Linked DNA regions of Homo sapiens: region 2 is linked to region 1. Evidence: chromatin loops called from intact Hi-C (ENCODE). Cell type or tissue: IMR-90. All regions are shown on one strand. Links, peaks and the distances in the headings refer to the core of each region. The heading gives the core; the rest is flanking DNA.

Region 1 (12,825 bases), core at 1,277-9,276:
TTATCTATTTAATCTTCACAACAGTCCTATATCAAGTAAGTACTATTATTATCCCCATTTACTGCTGAGGCAACTTGAGGCCTACAACCCTTAAGTAAGTGGCCTTAAGTCTTCCATCGGGTGTTAAGTGGCAAAGCCTGGACTTACAATATATCAAAGCTTTATGCTAAGCGGCTGGGCGCAATGGCTAACGCCTGTAATCCCAGCACTTTGGGAGGCCGAGGCAGGTGGATCACCCGAGGTCAGGAGTTCGAGACCAGCCTGGCCAACATGGTGAAACCCCGTCTCTACTAAAAATACAAAAATTAGCCGGGCATGGTGGCGCGTGCCTGTAGTCCCAGCTACACGGGAGGCTGAGGCAGGAGAATGGCGTGAACCCGGGAGGCGGAGCTTGCAGTGAGTCAAGATCGCACCACTGCACTCCAGCCTGGGCGACAGAGCGAAACTCCGTCTCAAAAAAAAAAAAAAAATACAAAAATTAGCCGGTCCTGGTGGCTCATGCCTGTAATCCCAGCTACAAGGGAGGCTGAGGCGAGAGAATCACTTGAACCGGGGAGGCAGAGGTTACAATGAGCTGTGGTCATGCCACTGCACTCAAGTCTGGGCGACAGAGTGAAACTCTGTCTCAAAAACAAACAAATAAAGCTTGATGCTAAAGCTAGAACTCTTGCTTACTGTGCTGTACTCCACCGAAGGGAGTCTAAGACTTGACATGTACAAACCACGCCTGAAAGTTAGTGAATGGGGAAAATATTGAAGAAATATCGACTATATCACAGAAATTGCTATTTCTATACTTTAAAACCTTGCAAATTTTTGATGAACTTTACTATTAGATTTATTTGCCTTTTTATCTTTTTACTCTTGCAAAGTTTCCTTCTTATCAGCAAGGAGCCAGTTGGTTGGTTTTACCAAAAAATGATAATCCGTATCTTTGGGCTTAACACTTAAGCTTTATGCTTTAGTTTCTGATACCAGGGCTAATATATATTTTCTCACCTGCAAAATTCAGTTAGCTCTACCAGACTTGCTTCTGTCTCTGGAACCTCCAGTGCTAAGTGGCACTATCTGATTGTCCAAGTTTAAGATTCTATCCTTGACTCCCTTCTCTTCCCCTCCTTCACCCTTCTTTGTATTAGTTATCTGAAGAACCCTCATGTTTGTACCTGTTACCAACCTTACTTCCTCTGCCCCTAGTTTAGACCCTTATCTTTGTTGCCTGAACAAGTATAATAGTGTACCTAGCTCTTCTGTGTTCAGTATCTTCTCTCCCCAGTGTATCTTGTGGATTGATCTTTCTCATATCTTTCTGTGTTACTTTCCTGTTTATGATCCTTCCCATTGACTTCAGGATAAAAGTCCTTAGCATGCCACACATAGTTGTAAGACCTTACCTTTTTTACCTCACCTTGCACTTTTCCTTATATCTCCTTTGTGCCAGCTGTGATAAAGTACTGGAGATGCTTGAGTAACCAGTAGTTTCTTCTTCATGCCTTTGTATATGCTGTTCTGTGTGCCTTCTTTTGACTATCTGTTGAGTTGGGGTTCACTCTGGCAACCTATCTCTTCAGTGAGACTCCTTCATATATCTCTGGAACACCAAGATTACAATTCTGCCACACCATGTCATTCTAGTTAAAAACCAAAAACAAAAAAAAACTTTAAAAGTTCTCCATGAGCCTTTCCTGACTTACAGTATACTTGGTACTATCAGTCCCTATTCTTTTCCTCCTCTCTAGTGTTTTCCTAGGTGAATTTTCCTTCACCTATTTGGGATAAATTGCTGTGATGTACAACAAATTCTGTGTTTGTATAGCTATTAAAGTATTTGGGCTCTGTTGAGAAGCTCAGTGAGAATAGATACCTTGGATGTAACTTGAAACATGAAACTTAATGAGAAGAGAGACTAGATGATATACCTGAAAAAAGTCTACATTTGGGAATGAAAGGTTCAGTATTATTCTAAGACATTAATTTTCTTTTGGTGTTGACTCCATGGCATTGATACTGTTGCCTAGCCCTCCTTGAACAGCCTGTTCTCCTATAATGTATTTCTGTAACATGAACTCGCTCATACTTGAATGGTTAATAAAAAAATGTTAAGGCAAAGTTCATATTGGTTCATATGTGATTTTTAGTATCACATTAATGTTTAGCACTCTTAAATAACAACAGTTGAACATAAAGTACAGAAACAGTTGAACGGATCAAGCCCAGGAGTATGCATATTGGCCATGCACCCATGTTCTGCCTCTTGGCTCTGTTTAACCATATGCAGTGTCTAAAGGTGCTTAACGACCATCCATCCTGTGCATTTCCCTCTTCTTCCTAAGTTTGGAGAGTGTAAAGTGTTTCAGGAATCTATATGCCATATAGCAAACAAACTTTTTTTTTTTCATGAATTCACTAATGGGGCATATACTGCTTCCTGGTTCTCTTGGAGTACTCTTTTTCAGTCAGCTTTGGTAAGTCTTCTTCCTACCCTTTGAATGTAGTAGGCATGGCTTGGGATTCTGTCTACGATTCTTTTATCTGTAGACTGTTTTTCTTGCTCATATCAGCAACTCCCTTGGCTTTAATCATCATTTCAATGTGCGGGGACTTAAATTTCATAAAATCATCTGCTGGAAATTATTCACATGAGCATCTTTTTAGCTTCTCAAGCTCAAAGTGTTTAAAGCCATGTTCTGCCTTTGTTTTTTCTTTTTTCTGTTTATGGCATCATCACCCTCACTGTGACCTGAATTTGAAACTTGAGAGGCTTCTTGGACTTCTCCTCTTCCACATTCAGTCAGATGCCAGTTATGTAGCTCGAATCTCTGTGCTGTCTCTGGATTTTGGCCCTGCCTCTATATTCTGCTGCCTCCAGCCTACTTTAGGCCTTATTACCTGTCACCTTCCTGTTTAAAAACTATCTCCAAAGTGGTTTTCTTCCTTTAGTTTATGAGATTTTTCAGTGAGCCTGATGCCTGATTATTTCTCCAGATTCAGCCTTCCTCCCCCACCCCCTTAAGCCCTAGCAACACTGAACTTCTTATATGCTTATACATAATCTGGAATCCCGCCTGCCCCTCCTCGCCAGTGCTATTTCTATTCTCAGGGCCATCTTGCTGACTGGAATATCCTTCTCTGCCTCCTGTTGCCTGGCTAATTCCTACCACTTTTAAATACTCAACTCTGGGTAGGTACCATTCTTTGCTCCTGGAAGAAGTCTGAGTGTATCTTTCTCGTTGCAATTATGATAATGTATTTTAATTAGATTTTATTTTTCCTACTAGATTGTGAGCTTTTTGAGGGCACAGACTATGTATCTTCATTGCCTACCACTTAGTACAGTGGCTAGAACCAAGCAAGCACTAAAATATTCCTTGAATAAATACATCGTAGGCACCGCAGACACAATAATTTTTCCCATGTGTATTTTTGAACTGAAATGTTTACTCTTTTAGTGCCTTTTCCTACTGCTTCCCAAATCAACTCCAAGCTTTTTATTATGACAGGTAAAGTTCTGGGAGATTAAGGTATATACATAGTGAATGAATTAGTGATTAAGGCTAATTTGTATGGCTAAGTAACATTCTATTGTATGTATATACCACATTTTGTTTACCCATTCATCTATAGATGAATACTTGGATTGTTTCCAACTTTAGTCTGTTGTCTCCCAACCATTTAAAAATGCCACTAATTTGTTCGGGTCAGTTTTCTTTTATTAAATTGCACTATATGAAATTGCTTTTTTCCAGGTTTGTAACAACAGCCAAGTATTGGCAATTTCATATTTAGCCTAATAGACTGTCCTAATTACTGGGTTTGTCTGTTTCCTTCTGGTGGTGCTTAACTGGTTCCTCTTATTTGTTTTTTTACCACCCTTCAGATTTTTTGTAATCTGGAAGTTTTTTTAAAAAAAAATTTTTAAACATTATTTTTGAGACAGAATCTTGCTGTTACCTGGGCTGGAGTGCAGTGACACGATCATGGCTCAAGCGATCCTCCTGCCTCAGCGTCTTGAGTAGCTAGGACTACAGGTGCACACTACCATGTCCAGCTTATTTACTTTTTGTAGCGATGGGGTCTTGCTGTGTTGCCCAGGCTGGTCTTGAACTCCTGTCCTCAAGCAGTCCTCCCTCCTCAATCTCCCAAAATGCTGGGATTATAGCCATGAGCCACTGAGCCCAGTCTAAACTGGAAGTTTGATTTAAAGTCTTGATTAGCTTCAAGTTAAGCTTCTATTAATTTATTTAAACTTCAGTTGGTGGTAGTGTGTACCTTAGAATATATCTCAGTAATGATAATAAGAATGATCGTAGGGTTCAGGTGATAAAGAACAAATAGTTTAATGCCATCAATGTGAAAGTTACTTAACAGTTTGTGAAGTGAATTTTAGTTATTTGGGGGAAATGGGACATGAAATTGATGACATTTCAAGAAGTGGAAAAAAAAGTAACTTCTTGGTATCCAGTAAAGGAGTTACAAAGTGTATATCTAGAACTTCTAACTTCAGAGTCAGTAGGATTTTCTTTCTATGACTGACACCACTCCTCAGTTGACCTTTTGTTTAGTTAGCATACGGTTTGGCTGTACAGCTGGCCCTTTGTAACCTGTGGATTCGTAGGGCTGACTGTACTGTGCCATTTTATAGAAGAGATTTGAGCATCTGCAGATTTTAGTATCTTCGGGGGAGGGAGCATCTGGAGCCAACCCCCCCGAGGATACAGAGGGAGGACTGTATTCTCATTTTCAAGTGGAGGTGAAGGAATATTAAAAGTATAAGGAGGATGTAGCTATCCTTTCTTGCAGTTTTGCTGTTAAGAAAAATTTTCTTACAGCATAGCCAACATCAGCAGTTAAAATATGGTAAAATAAATCATGACTATATTTACTTGGAATTAATCATTCTTGGTTTTCTGGGTTAGGGAGGTTGTATACATACTAGATTTTACTTTATTTTGACACTTGCCTTAAATAGAATATAATTTAGTTGTTTTCTTGGTTCTTGAGAATCACCATTATGCATATGGATATTGGGTTTTGCTTTTACATAAGTGATGCCTTCAGGTTGTTAAATTAACAGAATTTTCTTCTTGATTTTTACGCTTGTGGAGTTTTTGCTCTTCTTAATTTTTTTGGCTTGTCCTTCCCTTGCTTTTGGTCTATCAGCTTTCTTTTGATACTGTCAGCATATTTACTTGTGGTAGCCCCTATGTTTCTTTTTATTTGATGCTTTACATATTCTAGTGACTTGGGAAACAGATTTATTAAACATTTATTTAGCTTTTTTTTTTTCTTTGAGACAGGGTCTTGCTCTGTCACCCAGGCTGGAGTACAGTGGCACAATCACGGCTCACTGCATCCTTAACTTCCCAGGCTCGAGTGATCCTCTCAAGTAGCTGGACAGGTGCACGCCACCACGCCCAGCTAATTTTTTTATTTTTTGTAGAGACAGGGTTTCGCCGTGTTGTCCAAGCTGGTCTCAAACTCTTAGGCTCAAGTGATTCACCTACCTCAGCCTCCCAAAGTGCTGGGATTACAGGCATGAGCCACCGCGCGCAGCCTATTTAGTATTTTCTACATGCTATGTAGACATCATTAGGTGCCAAAGATTATAAATATGAAAATATTCCCTGATCTAAGGAAGTTCAGTTTAGTGGGAGAGACTGATACTTAAGCATATGGCTAGTGTACAGTGTGGTAAGTTCTATGATACAGGTAGATAATTTGTAAAGTACTATAAGAGTATAGAAAAAGTGTGATTGTACCTGGGGAAATTAGTAAGGTTACACAGAAGGTCATACTTGAGGTAGGTCTTGAAGGATGAGTTTGCCAACTCAGAAAGAAAAATAGTATGAATAACAGTGACTGTGTCATGGAGTCTAAAGGCTTGGCATGTTTAAGCTGCAGCTGATATGAGGGGCATTGTATCCATTCCCCCTGCTTTTGGAAACAACCTTCTGATTTGGCCTTTGGAAGCTACTTTTCTGCCATTGGCTATCTTATGGTGGGATTTTTAATGTAGGTGCTCCTGCCTCTGATTAATTAATGTGCCTCACATTTTTCTGGCTAACACAAATTAGGCTAATTTGTCCCTGGCATTTAAATCTTGAGTGAGCTGATACTGAGACCTAATTGATTCATCTTGACAGAAGTACTGTGAAGGTAACCATCCGTTAATTCCTGCCGGCTAGATATGTGGGAGTTGCTTTCGTAGGCTTGATTCTTCAGCTTTGTCTTGGTTTTGTGAATTACTCTATACATTCTACCAATAAATTCACTCTTCCCTTTATTTCTTCTTAAATTTACCCAAGTCAGTTGCTGTTGTTTGCAACATAACTCTAAGGTGATCAACTGTCTTGGTTTGCCTGGAACTGAGGTAGTTCCCAGTATACAGGACTTTCAGTGTTCAAACAGAGAAAGTCCTGGACAAACCTTAACAAGTTGATTGCTCTAATTGAAACAGTTTGGGCATAAAAATAATGAGTTCTCGGGATCCAAGTGTTGTTCAGATGAAAATATTCAGTATGCAGCTGAAAACAGTGCAGAACTAGCTTGCTTCAGTTATGTCACTCAGCAGCTATTCGAATTCTTTACTGAGTGTGAGGGATAAAACAATGAAAATAATGATAACCAGTAATTGTTGAGCACTTAACTATGTGTAAGGCACTGTGTTTATAAGAATAACCTTAAATAATCCTCACAAAGTTTACATTATACAGAGGAAGAAAATGAGTTCTTCATTTCTTCATTTTCTTCTTAATTTGTTAAGAACATACAGTTAGGAAGGGGCAGAACTGGCACTGAGTCCCAGATTTCCAACTTTAAAACTCCATGCCCTTAATAGCCATTTTCCTACTCTACCTCAGGGTTCCTGCTCAAGGAATGTATAGACTAGTAGGCAGATTATGTGAAAGCAAGTAAATATTTCCTGTAATGGAAGTGTGTACCTAGTGGAGCGGGCACATGGGGAAAGAATCACCTGAGTTGGCCTGGGTAAGTCACTGAAGGCTTCATGGAGGTGATTGTGCCTGAGCTGAAAGTAGAAAAATGTGTAGGTATTTATGGTAAATCTTGGGCAAGCCTGGAAGTAAGAGATAGTGTGATAGATTCTGGGGAACTAAAGTAACAGTATTTCTGGCTGGACGCGGTGGCCTTACACCTGTAATCCCAGCACTTTGGGAGGTTGAGGCAGGTGGATCACCTGAGGTCAGGAGTTTGAGACCAGCCTGGCCAACATGGTGAAACGCTGTCTCTACTAAAAATACAATAATTAGCCGGGTGTGGTGGCGTGCACCTGTAGTCCCAGCTGCTTCAGAGGCTGAGGCAGGAGAATCGCTTGAACCTGGGAGGCAGAGGTTGCAGTGAGCCGAGATTGCACCACTGCACTCCAGCCTGGGCAATGGAGTGAGACTCCATCTTAAAAAAAAAAAAAAAAAAAGAAATATTTTTCAATATTCAGGTGTGGAGTAATTTGAAATTTGGGTAGGACAGACAAGAGCCAGATTGTGAAAAACCTTTTCGCTGGGGAACATTTTAAACAGTGAAATAGATTTGTGCATTTAGAAGCATTGCTTTGGTTATACCATAGGGGATGGATTGGTGAAGATGAGAAGAGAGTTTGGGAGTAACAGAAAACCCTCAAGGTCTCAGATGGGGAGTTTGGGAGTAACAGAAAACCCTCAAGGTCTCAGATGGGTGGCCTGACTATAGTGTTGGCACTGAGATTGAAAAGCAGAAAAAGTTATTAGGACTAATCTTTTGGCATATTTTACCTTATAGAATAGAGGTTGGCAAGTTTTTTGTAAAGAGCCATAATATTTTTTAAAAGCCTAAATATTAGGGCTTTGAGGGCCATTCTGCTTGTATTGCAGCTATTCACCTGTGTCTTGAGCGCAAAAGCAGCCATAGACTGTAGGCAAACAAATGAGTGTGGTTGTATTCTAATAAAGCTTTATTTATGAAATCAGTTGGGGGTCTAGATTTTGCTCACAGGCCCTTCTAGGCTAGCGTATCCAGTGGTGAAGATTAATAGCTCAAGCAATGGCTAGAGTAAGATGATAATATAGGTGAGGGATTGTAGGGATAAGAAGGAAAGAGGAGCAGGGGAGGAAAGAACCCTGAGGAACCAAATCATATTAGGAGAAGAGGTGAAAATGGTACTGAGGGAGTCTGTAGGAAGCTTAGCAGGAAAATGGTGTATAAGAACTTAGGGAGGAGAGTTTCCTGAAGGAGGGGCAGTAATTGCAGTATCAAATGCTACAGAGAGGAGAGGCATGATGAGACCTTACAATAAGCCATTCATTGTATTTGCTCTTTGGGGGCCAGTGAGAAGGGAAAACTGAGGGTGGTGGAGGCTGGAAGCTAGATCATGATGAGCTAAGGAGTGAGTTGGAGTTGAGCTATTTAGACTAGTTAGAGCTTTGATTTAAATATTTGGTAGTCATGGGAAGGAGGAATCACAGGTTAGCTTGAGGAAGACGTAGGGTGGAAAGAAGGCTGTTCGTTTGTTTTTTATTTGTTAAGAAGGGTGGTGTTGACTAGGCTAAACTGAAGAAGCCAGAGCAAAAGAGACCTGAGGACTTGGTTAGAAAAGGAACAAACGACTGAGCCTAGATAGAGTAAGTAGGGAGTTGTTGGGGAAGGGAATAAGAAATATAAGAGATGTGTGAGATGTGGAGAGATCTTGAAGCAGCCTCAGGTGGAAAGGACTTGAAGTACAGGCAGAAATGAGGATGGGCTGCATTAGGGGTAGGGAAACTGGAACAAATTATACTTAGTGGCCTCTATTTTCTTTGACAACGTTAACTATAGAGAATGAAGGGTCTAAGAGGTAATACTTGAAGGAAAGGTGTTTCAGGGTAAGCAAAATAGGATTTATATAGGAATGAAGGCCCAGCTGAGGTAAGTACTGTACTAGATTGTTATTTTGGTAACAGTAATGAACAATTTTCAGTTAATTATATAAGATTTAGCTATGAATGCATTCTGGATTTTAGTTAGAATTGTTAAACCAAATTCAAAGTGTGGAAGTCATTCAGTTGAATTGTTAAAAAAAAAAAATGGAACTAGCAGGAACGTTGGAATTTAATGAGTCCAACTCCTTTTTCACAGATGTGAAAATTTAAGGCGTAGAAAAATAATGAATGTTGTCCACTCATCTAGTTGGTAACCAGGTTTTCTGATTTCAGAAAATCAAAAATCACTTGTTTTTAATTATGTGTTTTATCATAACACACTTAACAAAAATTCTGGCTGGGCACAGTGGCTCACACCTGTAATCCCAGCACTTTGGAAGACAGAGGAGGGAGGATTGCTTGAGACTAGGAGTTCAAGACCAGCCTAGGCAATACAGTGAGACCTCATCTCTACACAAAATTTAAAAAGTAGGCAAGCATGGTGGTTCACAACCGTAGTCCCAGCTTGGGAGGCTGAGGTGGGAGGATCTCTTTAGTCCATGAGGTGGAGGCCACAGTGAGCTGAGATTGTACTGTCTCAGAAAAAACAACAACAAAAAAACAAAAGCTCTCTTTTATAAAACTTTCAAACATATGTAAAAGTAGAGAGAATAATATATTGAACTCCCATGTGGCATTTTAAAACAATTATAATTTATGGTCGTTTGTGTAATTTATATCTTGTTAAAAGAAAGTCCTTAGTCAAATTAAAGAGTTCAACTGAGCAAAGAATGATTCGTGAATAGGGCAGCCTCCTGAGCCACAGTATGTTCAGAGAGACTCCAGCACAGCCAGGTGGTGGAAGAAGATGTATAGACAGAGGTACAGAAACAGTCAGATTGGTTACAGCTCGGCATTTGCCTTATTTGAACATGGTTTGAACAGTTGGCCCCTTTTAACTGGCCAAAACTTGGTGATTGGCACAAAAGTAGGTTACAGTCTGTTTACACCTCCATTTAGATACATTTATAGTTCACTATGTACAGAGAAACCTTTAGACTGAACTTCAAATATGTAAGGAGACTGCTTTAGACTAAACTTGATTTAACAATCTCTACCCACTTCTACTCTTCCCTGCATTATTTTGAAGCGTCATCTATCAGTATTATGTTTCATCTGCCAAAATTTTAACATGTATGCCTAAAAGGTAAGACATATGGTAGTTTCAGTGTTTTTTCTCCTTTTAAAACATAAACCACAATATGGGTTAATGTGGATTATGTGGGCTAAGCAGGTTGATGTGGGTTAATGTGGGTTATGTGGGCTAAGCAGGTTGATGTGGTTAATTTTTAACTTCCAAAGATGTTTATAAGTTATTATGAGTAGACTTTTTGGAATAAAGGTTTCCTCATATTGCAGTATTTTGGAAAGTGATTTTACTAAAAAATAATACGGGCCAGGCATGTGGCTCATGCCCGTAATCTCAGCACTTTGAGAGGCCTAGGTGGGAGGACTGCTTGAAGCCAGGAGTTCTAGACCAGCCTGGGCAACAAAGTGAGACCCTACCTCTACAAAAAATACAAAAAAAAAAAAAAATCATCTGGGTGCATTGTCGTGTGCCTGTAGTCCAAGCTCCTTGGGAGGCTGAGGCACAAGGATTGTTTGACCTGAGGAGGTCAAGGCTTCACCAAGCACTGCACTACTGCACTCCAGCCCACGTGACAGAGTGAGACCCTGTCTCAAATAAAGAAAAAAATAAATAGTGTAACAACTGTTTATGTGGCATTTATATAATATTAGGTATTATAAGTAATCTAGAGATGATTTTAAAATATGTGGGAGGAGTGCATAGGTTATATGCAAATACTATGCCATTTTATATAAAGGGACTTATGCATCCTTGGATTTTGGTATTAGGAGGTCCTGGAACCTGTATACTTTCTTTGCATTTCCTGTTTCAGAAACACAAAAGGGGTACAGATCCAACTCTTCAGCATATCTTTGTGGTGTTTACAGAGGGTGTTAAGACAGATACTGTTGTTATTTTTCTTTATGCAAAATGATAATAATAGGGACTGAAAGGTAGAAAGCTGAATAGAGTATGGAGGAAGGTAGCTGAACAGGCATTGAAATAATTAGAGGGATTGGATATTGCATGTGCATTCCTCAACATTTGAATCAGCAGGAAAAAAGGAATTCAGTAGACTGAGAAGGATGATCATGTTGGCTAAGTATTGGGCTACAGATTGTAGAGATGCATATATGGGTGGTAGAGAAAAAGTAGAAACCAGCTTTTATACAGTGTTAACCTCAGCTAGCAGAGAGCAATGGACTATACAGTTAGTATCTTTTTATAAATTTGAACTGACTGTAAATTTGAAACTACTTCCATGACTATATGTATCTTGGTTTTGAAATAATATATACTTGGGAATGCTTATTGAGGTGCTTTTTTTGTCTTTTTAGATTATGCATAAATAAATTTTAGTTAACTTCAGCATCTGGTATTTTAAACAAGGGTCAGAAAAACATCAGAAATGGATAGAAGCATTTTTCAATAAATATTTTGGGAATGATCCTTGTATAACTTAATTTGTGTACTAATTCATATTAAGTATTCACTTATAGTTATTTTTCTATTTATTCTACTTACTAGTAGTTAAAAATTAACTATTTTTTAAAGGGAAGGGGAAGATGAAAATAAAAATTGTGATTCTAAATAAAATCTTAGCATTCAGATAGATTCACAGATATTACAGAGAAAATTTATAAGCTGATAATTCCTAGTTAGGATTATCATACTATTTAATGATAAAATGCGTATTTACTCCTGTATAATAAGAATAAATTCTCTTGGCTGGAATCCTTCAATAGATGTGAAAATAATTTAAAATGCTTCCTCACTGCTCTTGGGCAATTTAAAGTTACTGTCAGGGACTATGGCTGGTAACAACAGTGTGGTTTTCAGTTATCTGTTGAGTTCTGGAAACCTTGTTTTTGCTTGGAAGAAAGAATTGATACTTGGATGTTAAAGTTCTGTAGGGGTACAGCCTGGCGTGGTAGCTCATGCATATAATCCCAGCACTTTGGGAGGCTGAGGTGGGTGGATCTCTTGAGGCCAGGAGTTCGAGACCAGCCTGGTCAACATGGCGAAACTCTTGTCTCTACTAACAATACAAAAATAAAAAATAAAAAAGTTCGATAGGGGCTGGATATTTGCTTTTGTTTTCTAAATTTTGTGGATGTGGGGCTAGTGCAAACAAACATTTTTGTGTATCCTGTTGAACTCTTGAAACTGGAAAATTTGGGATATTTGAGAGGCTTGGAACTAAATAAATCCAATTTCGGAATACAGAGGGAGAAAGTACATGGGCTATTGTAGTACAAAAAGCATTGTCACTGAATATGACCCACCCCAAGTCCGATTGAACAAACAGGTTGTACAAACTCTTTTTTCAATATTGTGGAGCAAGAAGGAAATAAAAATGAATGAAACAAGATCCTTCTATTCAAGGGACATATTTAATAAGGTAAATAATAGCTAAAGGCAACTATAAAACAGAACAGGATAGTTTAGTAAGAGTAAAGGAAGTTTGGGAACACAGAGAAAAGATAGGTGTGAATTACAGCCTTAGAGATTTGCGAGGGCTTCTTGGTGGGGATGAACTGGGCCTTGAATGTTTCATGGTTTGATGAAGATGTATAAGTTAGAAAAGCAGAAACAAATATTTTTTAAAGCTGGTTTGTTTGTGACAGTGTACAGCCATATGGATGAACTTCTCCCTAGTTTGTCACAGTGACCCAGGGTATTAGCATGAGAGCCTGTTTGGTCAGTGTTTCCCATGTGGTGTGCTGCCCTAGGGGTGGCCACCCGGGGATTTGGGTGGTGGAGCCTATGTAGCCTTGTCCTTTTATCTCAGTATGCTGTATAAATATT
Region 2 (12,825 bases), core at 2,133-10,132, 71 kb after region 1:
AATCCATAGGCTCACAGTGAAAAAAAAAATCATACCATAAGCACATAAACATAAAACATGGTATGAAAGCCAACAAGAAAAAAGGTAAGATAGAGCAGTGACCAAAGTGCTTTATTATGGAAGCACAGATAATTTTGCTAGCGAAGCAGAAAGCTTCGTTGACAAAGTAACATTTGAGACGAGCATTATAAGGAGACAGAAGTGGGGACAGAGTCAAAGATTATAGTGTTCATAGTTACCATTTATTGAGTTTAAAATCTGCCAGGCACTGTTTTAAGCACTTTTGCTATGTTAACCCATTTAATTCTTACAAAATTCTTGTGAGATTGGTACTCTCATTATCTCCATCATCTACAAACGTTGTAAAAGAAGCAGAGGTACTTAAGTAATTTGTCTCATGTCATATAACTAGGATGAATAGGATTTTCACAGGTTGAGAGAAAGTCATTTCAAGAACACGGGGGAAGATATTAAGAACTCAAGAATACATGGAGGTTTAAGAGAATACATGTAGATAATAACCTAATACGTTCGCTAAGGAGTTAATTTGCAGAGTCTTTGATTCTTTTTTTTTTTTTTTTCTTTTTTTTCCGAGATGGAGTCTTGCTCTGTCACCCAGGCTGGAGTGCAGTGGCGCGATCTAGGCTCACTGCAACCTCCGCCTCCCGAGTTGAAGGAATTCTCCTGCCTCAGCCTCTCCAGTAGCTGGGATTACAGTGCATGCCACCACTCCCTGCTAATTTTTTATATGAGTTTTTGATTCTATATTAAAGAGTTTTAAGTTTATCTTGTAATGACTGCAGAGTCATTGTAGATTTTTTAAATCGAGAAATGATATTTGTTTTATACAGATAAAATTATCTGTAACAGACAAATAACACAAATATGGAAGGTTTGAAGTAGGGAAAGTTTGACTGTAGGTAGATGTATTTTGCTATCATAATAGGTTTAGGGAAGTTGATGAAGGCATGGACTATTACTAAATTGCAATAATAGGAATCGTTAAGGGAGAAAAAACTTTGAGTGTTAGGAAATAAAGTGAGTAGAACTTGGAACTTGTTGTTCCTCAGTGGCGGTATTTTCCAAAAGCAAAAGACAATACAGATTTTGGATTCGTCAGTATTTAAGGGATTGATGAAAACCTGGGCATTGAATGAGATCACCTGGAGGAGGCTGTATTTCGGAAGGAGGGCTAAAAATGTAACTTAGGAATTCCTGGCGTTTCAGGAATGGCAGCAAGGGAAGAAGAACCAACAAAGGAGTTTTTAAAAGTAGTATGATGATGGCTGGGCACGGTGGCTCATATTTGTAATCCTAGCACTTTGGAAGGCTGAGGACAGTGGATCACTTGAGGTCAGGAGTTGAGACCAGCCTGGCCAACATAGCAAAACCCCGTCTCTACTAAAAATACAAAAATTAGCTGGGCATCATGATGCGTGCCTGTAATCCCAGCTACTTGGGAGGCTGGGGCAGGAGAATCGCTTGAGTCGGGGAGGTGGAGGTTGCAATGAACCGAGATCACGCCACTGCACTCCCACGTGGGCAACAGAGCGAGATGCTGTGTTAAAAAAAAATAATTAAATAAAATTAAAGTGTGATAGAAGCATAAAATGTGGAACAAATAGTGGGGAAAAAATAAGGCAGAGATTTAATAGGTTCTAGATCATATAGTCTTGTCTAAAGAACTACATACCCTTTTTATGTAGTAGATAAGGAGCCAGAGAATAAATGGTCAAATTTTTTTTTTAGGTTGATAGCTCAAAGGCTAATATAGATCAAAGGCAAGAAAATCGCTTGAGCCCAGGAGTTCAAGCCCAGCCTAGGCAACATACTGGGACCTCATCTCTAAAAATAAAAAATTAGAGACTACAAGTATTTGCAGTTTCAGGGTGCCTAACACCCAGCTGTAGCTTATCTTCTCCCAGCCTTTGAGATATTGTCATGGAGACCCCACTGAAAACCATTAGTTGAGCTCAGTCTACAATTTCATTATTATATTAGTTAGAAAAAAAAATAGTTTTCTGCTAATAGTAGTGACCATGTAATGGAGAAACATCTTAAGGCATCATGTTGTTTTGCACAGGATTCTGTTTTGTGGACACAGTTTATTTAAACACACTATTATGGATAGGCATTTAGGCCATTTCCTGAATTTTGCAAATGTAAAAGTATTATACCAATGACTATTGTGTGTTTTCATATTATTGGAGGTATATCTTCAGGGTATATTCTTAGAAGCAGGATTGCTGGGTCAAAGAGTAAATGCATTTGTAATTTCGTTGCATACTGCCAAATTCCCTGCTGTAAGGGTTGTGCCATTTTGCCTTGGTATCTGGGAAGGTTTGTATTCTTGTTCTAGTGGTTGCCTTTATTGTGGTTGCCCTTATTCTTATATCTTTTCTTTTTTACTGTTTTGATAGTTTTAAATGACATTTTTCGACTCCTTTATCTATTATGTAGTGTATGCAGTATGCATTCAAAAGTGAAAGTGACTTTCTCAGTATCCTTGCCAATAGAGTGTGTTGTCACATTTAAAATTTTTGCTCATCTGATAGGTGAGAAACAGTATCTCAGTTTTAATTTGCATTTTACTTTTTATGAATGACGTTGAACATTATTTCATTTGTTTAAGGGCCATTTTAATTTGTATCTTTGCGAACAGACTAGTCATATTTAATGTCTGTTTTTCTGTAGGATTTTTGGTCTTTTTCTTAGGTTTTAAGAGTTCTTTATATATTAAGGATATTAGTTCTGCCATACTTAAAATACTTCCCTAGTTTGTCTTTTGTCTTTGACTATGATGTTTTGCCATGTGAACTTTTTGTATATAATCAAATTCATCAATTTTTTTTAATTGTATCTACATTTTGTCTGAACTATAGATGTTTTATGTTAGAGAAATATCTATACATTCCTTTTTTGGGTGTTCTATCAAGGACACTGAAAAAATGTAATGAATTTTTCAGTGTCTGTAGAGAAAATTCTATTATTTTCTCCTTAAATCTATTAATAAAACTTATATTAATGATATTTTTAAAAATTGAACCATCCTTGCATTCTTTGAATCATCTCACTTGATCATTATATGTTAGTTTCTCAATGTAGTATGTGATTCTGTTAATAATATTTTATTTCAGATTTTTACATCAGCATTCACGTAAGTGATATTGGTTTGCAGTTTAGCTTTTGTTCAATTTATTAGGCAATAATTTACATTAATTACAAATATTAATATTAAATTTAATTATGTTAATACCATTAGTTAATGGTGCTATAATCATGATGTATTAAGTTTTATACTTCTATTGTTTTATTAAAGTTGAGGTGTTAATGTTATGCTTCCTTCATTTTCTGTACTCTGGAACAATTTATATAGCATCAAGTCTGTCTGACCTTTGAAGATTTGATAGTTTCCCTCTTAAATCCTTTGGGGATTTGGTACTTTTTTGTGGAGTTAGTTTCATGATAATTTTCTTTATTTTTGATATGGAAGTTGGCTTGTTTAAGCACTCTTTCTAAAGAAGGTCAGTTTTTATAAACTATTGTTCTAGTAAATTATTCATTGCATCTATGTTTACTTGCATTAAAGTGTGCAGGGTAGTTTTTTGTTCTAATTTATTATTTTAAGGGTTATTTTATCATTTCTGATTTTGTGTATTTGTGCCCCCTCCCTGCTCTTTTCTAATTAAGTTAGGTAGGACTTTTTCTTAGTTGTTTTTTTGTTTGTTTTTTGTTTTTTTCAGAGAACCAGGGTTTCAGTTTATTAGTTAGATCTATGATTTTTCTATTCTTTATCTCATTACTTTTGTATTTTTCATTGACTCATCATAATCACCCAAAATCCGTAGTTTACACTGTTGTTCACTCACTCTTGCTGTTGTGCATTCTATGGGTTCAGACAAATTTGTATAAATTTTTAAGGCTATGAATTTTCCTTTAATCACTGTTTTAAATAAATGTCATAGATTCTGATGTGTGGCATTTTTGTTTTAACTTTTTAGAAATTTTGTTGAGTTTAGGCCAGGCGTTTTGGCTCATGCCTGTAATCCCAGCACTTTGGGAGGCTGAGGCGGGTGGATCACCTGAGGTCAGGAGTTTGAGACCAGCCTGGCCAACATGGTGAAACCCCATTTCTACTAAAAACACAAAAATTAGCTGACTGTGATGGCACGCGCCTGTAATCCCAGCTACATGGGGCACTGAGGCAGGAGAATCACTTGAACTTAGGAGGCAGAGATTGCAGAGAGCCAAGATTGTGCTACTACACCCCAGCCGGGGTGACAGAGTGAGACTCTGTCTCAAAAAGAAAAGAAAAATAGAAATTTTGTTGTTGGGTTTTTCTGTTTTGTGTGTGTGTGTGTGTGTGTGTGTGTGTGTGTGTGTGTGTTTCACCTAAGAGCTGTTTAATATAAGGCTATTAAATTTCTATATAGAAAAGCCTTTTTGGTTTTCATTTTATTAATGTATAAGTTTTTTGCCTTGTGATAGGCTTATAATGTTTCTGACTTAGGTAATTTATTGATGTTTTCTTTGAACCTAATATGATATTTGTACATGTGCAAGTTGTAGTTGCCATTATCAGGGTATAAAGTTCAATATATATTCATAAGAGTTATACCTTTATTTTTTGCCTATTTGACTTCCCTCATATGACAGTAGTATGTTAAAACCTCCTATTATTAGTATGTTTTTACATATATTTGTGTGTGTGTGTGTGTGTGTGTTTATTCTCTGCTTTAAAACAGTGATTGCAGGGCTATTTGGTTAATAGATGTTTATAACTGTTGTATTTTCATGATAAATTGTGGGATTTAACTTTGTAAAGTATCCTTTTTTCTTTGTAATTCTTTTTAGATTAAATTCTACTGGTCGTCTTTTAACAGGGTTACAACCTCAGCTTTCTTTTTATCATTTACTTGGCATACTTTTGCTCATCCCTTTATTTTTAGCCTTTCCAAATTCTTTGTTTTATGTGTGTCTCTTGTATACAGCGTGGAATTGGGTTTTGTTTTGAGAGCCAGGGCCAATTTGAAAATCTTTTTTTTTTTTTAATAGGTTAGTTAGGCCCATTCACATAGGTTGATAGATTGATTTGAACTGTCATTTTGTGAAATAATGTCCCTGTGTTTTTTTTTTTCTCTGCTAAGCATACTTTTGTCTTTCTCAATTTTCTTTTGGTATTTGGGGAAGTTTGTATTTTTGTTCTAGTGGTTACCTTTATTCTTACACCTTTTTAATGCTCTCTTACTATCTGTTTTGACAGTTTTAAATGATATATTTTTTTACTTCTGTCTCTTACCTGTGCAATGATGCATGAGCTTATTCTATTTTCTCTTCTTGCCTCAACCTCCCATTTTTTAATCTGATTCTAGACTTATCTATTTTGCCAAATTTGGAACATATTTCTTCATATTTTTTTCAGCTCCGCCTTTCCTTGTAGGGTCTCTGAAGACACAAATATTAGATCTATTGTTATTGTGCTGGAAGTTCCTGAGAGTTAATTTCTGTTTAATCTTTTTTTTTTTCTGTTATTCAGTTTGGATGATTTCTATTGATGTATCTTTGGGTTCATTTATTTTTTTTTCCCCCTTCTATCATGTCGGGTTTTTTTGCTGAGAATTCCCACTTTAAATTTGTTTCAAATGTGTTCATAATTGTTCACCAGTGCATTTTTATGATAGTTACTTTAAAATCTTATCAAGTCCTTGTCAGATAATTCCAATATGTGTGTCATCTCAATATTGGCATCTGTTGACTGTCTTTTCTCTTTTGAGAATTTCCTGGATCTTGGTATGAAGGGTTATTTTCCATTGTAGCCTACACATATTGGTGTTATGCTTTGAGACCCCTGTTTCTAGGTAAATCTAGTTACTGTTACTGCCAGGGTGGGCAGTAGCCAGACTTTGTTCTCAGACCCAGCATCTGCAGACACCTCCAGCAGGGAGGCCTCCTCACTTCCAGAGTGGGAAATGGGCTGGTAGGTGGGCTCAGCTCTTAGGCCCAGCTTCTGTCCTCTCTTTTACACAGTCTTGAGGCAAGAGGTCCAGACAAAAGCTAGAATTTAATTTTTTCTCCTCTTACAGATAATGGAAATTTTTAGTGTTCTCTGACTCTTAGTAATGCTGAAGGGGTGTGGGTTATATGTGTAGTTCTATTTTATTTATTCATCTATATCCTTTTTTGAAGGGTATGTGAATTCAGGTGCCTGCTATTATTTTAGGGCAAAAAGATGTGATGTCTTCAATTTGGATGACCTAATAGGAAACATCTTGATTTTGCATAAGCTACAACCAGTGCTTATATTCCTCTGTGACGACACCAAGCAATGCCACATACAAGATCTTTGACCTTGAATGAATCACCAGATCGCTAAGCCTGTTTTCTTCTATGTAGTTGCAAAGTTAGGATAGGCCTAGGGCATGGTTTATACTCCAGGTTTATACTTCAGTTGGGGACACATTTCAGGAGATTTTCAAACAGTTTTTTCCCCAGATGAAGTTAAAGTGCCAAGTCATTTCTTTTATTGGTTTACTTTAGTAGCCTGAAAAATTGTATTGCTAAATATGTTGGAAAACCAGTAGAGTAAATAGATGACCTTTCTGTTCTCTTCTGAACTTGAAACAGTATGGTGTGTTGGCCTCATTCTTGTAAATAGTGTTTTTCTGTGGGATTATTAGGTAGCTAATTTGTGAGGGCAGGGAGAATTACTTTTCTGCCTGTTTTTAAATTCATCTGTCTGATACATAAATGCAGAAGTTGGAATAGAAGTTTTCCCAGACTTCTGTGTCTCATTTTCTGTGAAGAATGATCTGAGGTAGGCACTGAAAGAAAGATAAGGTACTTTCTACTTAATAGATTAATCAGCTAAGCAGATATTTTTGCCACTAAGCTAAAACTTGAAATTTGGTTACTTTTTCTGTCACTACTCCTGAGGTGTGTTGAACAAGTAAAGCATTCAAACAAATATGTAAAATGGTTTTTCTTTTGTGTTTCCTGTAGATTCTTGTAGACACTGTTTGGGCTCTGTCATACTTGACAGATGGAGGTAATGAACAGATACAGATGGTTATTGATTCAGGAGTTGTGCCCTTTCTTGTGCCCCTTCTGAGCCATCAGGAAGTCAAAGTTCAAGTAAGTATTTTTAAATTTTTCTTATTTGTATACAGTTGTGTTTGCTATAACCAGTTAACTTGTACAGCTAGGCTTTAATTCTATCTGTAAGTGCTTATCTTCCACATTTCTTCTGCTAGTCCCTGAGCCTGATTTTGTTGATTTCCAAATCTTTATCTCACCCAGTTTCTTTGCTGAGTTCCACACTTGTATAGCCAATTGTTCTTGACCCTTTATACATATCATCTAAGAACTCCTTCAAGCTTTCCGTGGTTAACTAGACAGAAATGAAACGATCATCTCCCACAAACCTGCTCTTCTTCCTTGTCTACCTTCAGTGAACAGCATGGCCTAAGCTAGAAATTTTGATTCCTCCTTGCAATTCCCATTCCATTACAAAATCATTTCAATTCTTCTTATATAGGTTCAAATCTGTCTCTCCTTATCTATCTAGAACAACAGATTTAGTTCAAGACTCTATCTTTCCCCCAAATAATTGCAATAACCTAATTGCATTTCTTCTTTCTCTCTCCCACTCTAATTAGGGGTAGGCACTTATTAGATCTGTTCATCCTGCTTTACCAAAGTGACTTTCTAGGTGGAAGTGTGTGCCCATTCCAGGCGTTTATTAAAATATTATATATATTTTTGAGATGGAGTCTTGTTCTGTCGCCCAAGCTGGAGTATGGTGGCGCGATCTCTGCTCACCGCAGCCTCTGCCTCTCAGGTTCAAGTGATTCTCCTGCCTCAGCCTTCAGAGTAGCTGGGATTACAGGCATGCACCATCACACCAGCTAATTTTTGTATTTCTAGTAGAGATGGAGTTTCACTATGTTGCCCAGGCTGGTCTTAAACTCCTGACCTCAGGTGATCCCCCCCGCCTCGGCCTCCCAAAATGCTGGGATTATAGGCATGAGCCACCATGCCCAGCCTTAAGAAACTGGACTTCTTCTAAAATTTTAATTTCCTTTTATTTTTTGAATCTTTTTCCAACCAATTTTCACACAATTTTTTTTTTTCATAAAGTTTCAGTTTTTCACAAGAGACTATTTAAAATTCAGAATAGCTCTCAGACTGCTTGGTGCTTTGTGAAAGGATGAAATAAGTGTTATTTATGCCTTGCATTTTTACTTTTTCTCAGGATTATGAAAAATATAGAATTAGTCTTATAAGCAAATAAATTTATAGAAAACATTTTATCCCCACCCTAGACAGCAGCCCTCAGAGCAGTTGGCAACATAGTGACTGGCACCGACGAGCAGACCCAGGTTGTTCTCAATTGTGATGTCCTGTCACACTTCCCAAATCTCTTATCACACCCAAAAGAGAAGATAAATAAGGTAAGGCATATAATGTCCTCATTATGCTATTTCTTTCTGTGTCTCATTTTTAACTGTCTCCTTGTTTCTATTGCTACTTGTATGTTTTTCTTAAAAGCCACTGCAGCGAAGATGAGAATTATTTTAAATCACCTCTGCAAATGTTTTTCTTCAACTTTTTTTTTTTTTTTTTTGAGACAGAGTCTGTCTGTTGCCTAGGCTGGAGTGCAGTGGCACGATCTCGGCTCACTGCAACCTCTGCCTCCTGGGTTCAAGCGATTCTCCTGCCTCAGCCTCCCGAGAAGCTGGGACTACAGGTGCCCGCCACCACGCCCAGCTAATTTTTGTATTTTTAGTAGAGATGGGGTTTCACCATATTGGCCAGGCTGGTCTCGAACTCCTGACCTTGTGATCCGCCTGCTTCAGCCCCACAAAGTGCTGAGATTACAGGCGTGAGCCACCGCGCCCAGCCTTTTTCAACTTTTAATCGCTTCTGGTAGGTGCTGCCCTGGTCATCACAGAGTAAAAAACATTTTTAGACTACCTGTGTTTCTATTTAAGTAGACTGAGCATAGCAACAATCATTAAATTAGTAGCCGCTTGAAAGTGCAGACAAAATCTGCCATTTGAATGGGCTGGTATTTTTTTAAACAAACCGATCATAAAAATTTTGATCTCCCAGCAAAATTAGTTTGGACCCAAAGACGAGGTGCCTAAATTCAAGGATCATAAAAAATTACTCTTTTTAAGATTTCAAGCTTCATAGACAAGTTTATTATTAATTGTGTAATATGTACTTACTAGTATGTAATAAGTCTTCATGCCTGGCTTATTTCATCTAGCATGTTTTCAAGGTTCATTCATTTTGCAGCATGTGTCAGAACTTTATTCTTTCTATGGCTGAATAAATATTCCATTGTATGTATACACCACATTTTGTTTTTACATTCTTCTGTTGATGGACACTTCGGTTGTTTCCACCTTTTCACTATTACGAAGAATGCTGCAGTGAACATTGGCATACAAATACCTATTTGAGTTCCCGCTTTCAATTTCTTTGGATATATAACTGCAAGTAGAATTGCTCGATCATATGTTAATTCTGGGTTTAGCTTTTTGAGGAACCACCAAACCGTTTTCCATTGCAGCTGCACTGTTTTACATTCCCACCAGCAGTGTTACTAGAATTCTAATTTCTCCACATCCTAGCCAACGTTTATTTTCTGTTAAAAAAAATTACTGACAATCCTAGTAGATGTGAAGTGGTGTCTCATTGTGGTTTAAATTTACGTTTAGTTGGCCAGGCATGGTGGCTCATGCCTGTAATCCCAGCACTTTGGGAGGCCGAGGCGGGCAGATCACGAGGTCAGGAGATTGAGACCATCCTGGCTAACACAGTGAAACCCCGTCTCTACTAAAATTACAAAAAATTAGCCGGGTGTGGTAGCAGACGCCTGTAGTCCCAACTACTCAGGAGGCTGAGGCAGGAGAATGGCATGAACCCAGGAGGTGGAGTTTGCAGTGAGCCAAGTTTGTGCCACTGCACTCCAGCCTGGGCGACAGAGCAAGACTCTGTCTCAAAAAAAAAAAAAAAGGAAAAAAGAAAAAGAAATAAATTTACATTTAGTTTACTAAAGTTTTATCTGCCTAATATACTACCATCACCCAAACCCAGCAGAACTGATCATTTCTTCTTCGTCATCATAACTATATTTGTATAGTTGCTTGAGTATAATTTGACTGTTGGGTTCTTATAGAAAAGTATGGTGTCAAAAAACACATTTTATAGATACATTTGTTCCAGTGAAGACAAAGAAGCCAGAGACTTTCAGACTCTGGGCCAGTTACTTTTACTAAAGAAATTTTTAACAATATAGGTGATTTTTTTTTTTTTAGCTAAATGAATATATTCCATAATTGGAAACAACTGAGAAGTGAGGAAGCTGGGCAGAAGTCAGCAGAGAAAGGTTCCGGCCTGTGATGTAGTATGCTTTTAAGTGAGGGTATCGTGGGGGGTAGAGGAAAATTTCATAGAAATGCCATCTCAACTTCAGCAAGCAATTAGTTACTTCAAAAATTTTTTGCCTTGAAAATTTGTTACTTGCATTTTGAGACTATCATAGGACCCTGGAAGTAGAAGTTACCAACTTGATTTTCTTCCCTCAGCATTTCTGTTTGAAACTTTTTAAATCTACAAAAAATGTGCAAGAATAGTATAGTGAACACCCATGTACTCTAAACACAGATTCAGCAATTATTAACAACTTACCACAGTTGGATGGCAAAACAAATTCATTTGTGGAAGAGGAAGATACACATGTGATACTAACCTGTAAACAGCTCACAGACGTGTTTATGACTTATAAATCCCTTAGTTTTAGAATATTTATGTTATATAGACCCATGCTAGACTAGTTAGATGGTTAATTTTTATGGAATACTTGAATGACTATATCTTGTGAGTAAATATTTTTTAAAATTAAAAAAGAAATCACCTTTATTAGAAGTAGTTTTTAAGTAGTTTTAGAAATTCAGTTGTATAGTGGCTGGGCGCGGTGGCTCATGCCTGTAATCTCAGCACTTTGGGAGGCCTAGGCGGGTGGATCACGAGGTCAGGAGATCGAGACCATCCTGGCTAACACGGTGAAACCCCGTCTCTACTAAAAATAGAAGAAAATTAGCTGGGCGTGGTGACAGGTGCCTGTAGTCCCAGCTACTCGGGAGACTGAGGCAGGAGAATGGCGTGAACCCGGGAGGCGGAGCTTGCAGTGAGCCGAGATCACGCCACTGCACTCCAACCTGGGCGACAGAGCAAGACTCCGTCTCAAAAAAAAAAAGAAAAGAAAAAAGAAATTCAGTTGTATATTTATTTCTGTCTTTTAGAGGAAGCTAATGCACAGACATGTAAGCTCCATGAATAAAGATTTCTGTTTTGTTCATTTCTATAAAATCACCATTTCCTAGAATAATGCCTAGCTTATAGTAGGCCTATATATTAATGAATGGATAAATGCCAGGTTATTGGAGCCCAAATATAATTAATGGAAATTTCCTTATAACTTGTTTAAAATGGAAGATTTTGTATACCTAATCACTTTTTAGGTGCAGTCTCTTTAACGTAATTCAGGTGATTTTGTTATTGTCTATATAAAATATATTAGAAAGACATTAAAGGTATTATTTTTCAAATAAAGGTGCCCTATATTTTGTTCAATTATAGGAAGCAGTGTGGTTCCTTTCCAACATAACAGCAGGCAACCAGCAACAAGTTCAAGCTGTAATAGATGCTGGATTAATTCCTATGATAATTCATCAGCTTGCTAAGGTTGGTCATATTATGAGTTCACCGTGTCTGTTAATCTGTTAATAACCAAGACTTTTTGGATAAAGAGTCCATTTTATGATCTCATTTTTAACCTTCAGGGGGACTTTGGAACACAAAAAGAAGCTGCTTGGGCAATCAGCAACTTAACAATAAGTGGCAGAAAAGATCAGGTGAGTTTGAAAACCTGTAACTGTCATGATTGTTAATACTGGAAAGCATGCTGCTCTCTTATGTTTCGTAGTTGCTGACTGTATTGTGTTCTTTTTGGGGAAAAGATAATTATTATTATTTTAAGAGATGGAGTCTCACTATGTTGCCCAGGCTAGAGTGCAGTTGCTATTCACAGGCATGACCATAACGCACTACAGCCTCCAACTCCTGGGCTCAAGATAGCCTCCTGCCTCAGCCTTCCATGTAGCACGACACCCTACTGGGAAATAGATAATTATATAAATAAAAATATTTCTTCTCTTTTGTTGTCTAGGTTGAGTACCTTGTACAGCAGAATGTAATACCACCGTTCTGTAATTTACTGTCAGTGAAAGATTCTCAAGTGGTTCAGGTGGTTCTAGATGGTCTAAAAAACATTCTGATAATGGCCGGTGATGAAGCAAGCACAATAGCTGAAATAATAGAGGAATGTGGAGGTAAGAGTGGATTGATGGAAGAAGAGTATTTGAGCACTGGAACTCTGAAACATAAGTTCTTTAAAGTCAACTTACTAGACAGAAAATTACTAGGATACGTTGTTTTTAAATGATCACAGTATGTTGCTTTTCTTTATTCACTATATTTGCATTCCAAGAGGATTTTCCAGAAGACAGTAGTCCATACTTTGCAAAATCAGGTTGTGAAAGTCACTGTATAGCCTTCTAGAGATTGACAACATAGCTTTTTTTTTTTTTTTTGGAGACAGAATCTTGCTCTGTCGCCCAGGCTGGAGTGCAGTGGCACAATCTCAGCTCATTGCAACCTCTGCCTCCCGAGTTCAAGCAATTCTCACACCTCAGCCTCCCAGGTAGCCGGGATTACAGGCGCACACCACCACACCCAGTGGATTTTTGTGTTTTT

Evidence for each region. Hi-C counts contacts between places; a loop is a spot of excess contacts. Peaks named below come from ENCODE experiments on the same cell type or tissue, not always from the same donor. Only the 100,000 strongest peaks of a DNase experiment are listed, where the experiment ranks them.
Region 2: a loop joins it to region 1, with 2.0 times the contacts of the local background. A loop is called at or near these places in 3 of 110 quality-filtered maps.

Annotation. Positions count from the first base shown.
Region 1 is chr13:49,775,327-49,788,151 of GRCh38, reverse strand. All of the region lies in intron 1 of KPNA3 (karyopherin subunit alpha 3), which reads left to right. Among named protein-coding and RNA genes, the nearest start is that of KPNA3, 11 kb to the left of the region's middle. In IMR-90, for the core only: no CTCF peak of the experiment used is centred there; no DNase peak of the experiment used is centred there; H3K27ac peaks cover 136 bases.
Region 2 is chr13:49,705,197-49,718,021 of GRCh38, reverse strand. It overlaps KPNA3 (karyopherin subunit alpha 3), which reads left to right. Exons shown (of 17, transcript NM_002267.4): 11 at 7,000-7,131; 12 at 8,322-8,450; 13 at 11,650-11,754; 14 at 11,853-11,924; 15 at 12,239-12,401. Among named protein-coding and RNA genes, the nearest start is that of EBPL, 20 kb to the right of the region's middle. In IMR-90, for the core only: no CTCF peak of the experiment used is centred there; a DNase peak (open chromatin) is centred at 6,321; H3K27ac peaks cover 265 bases.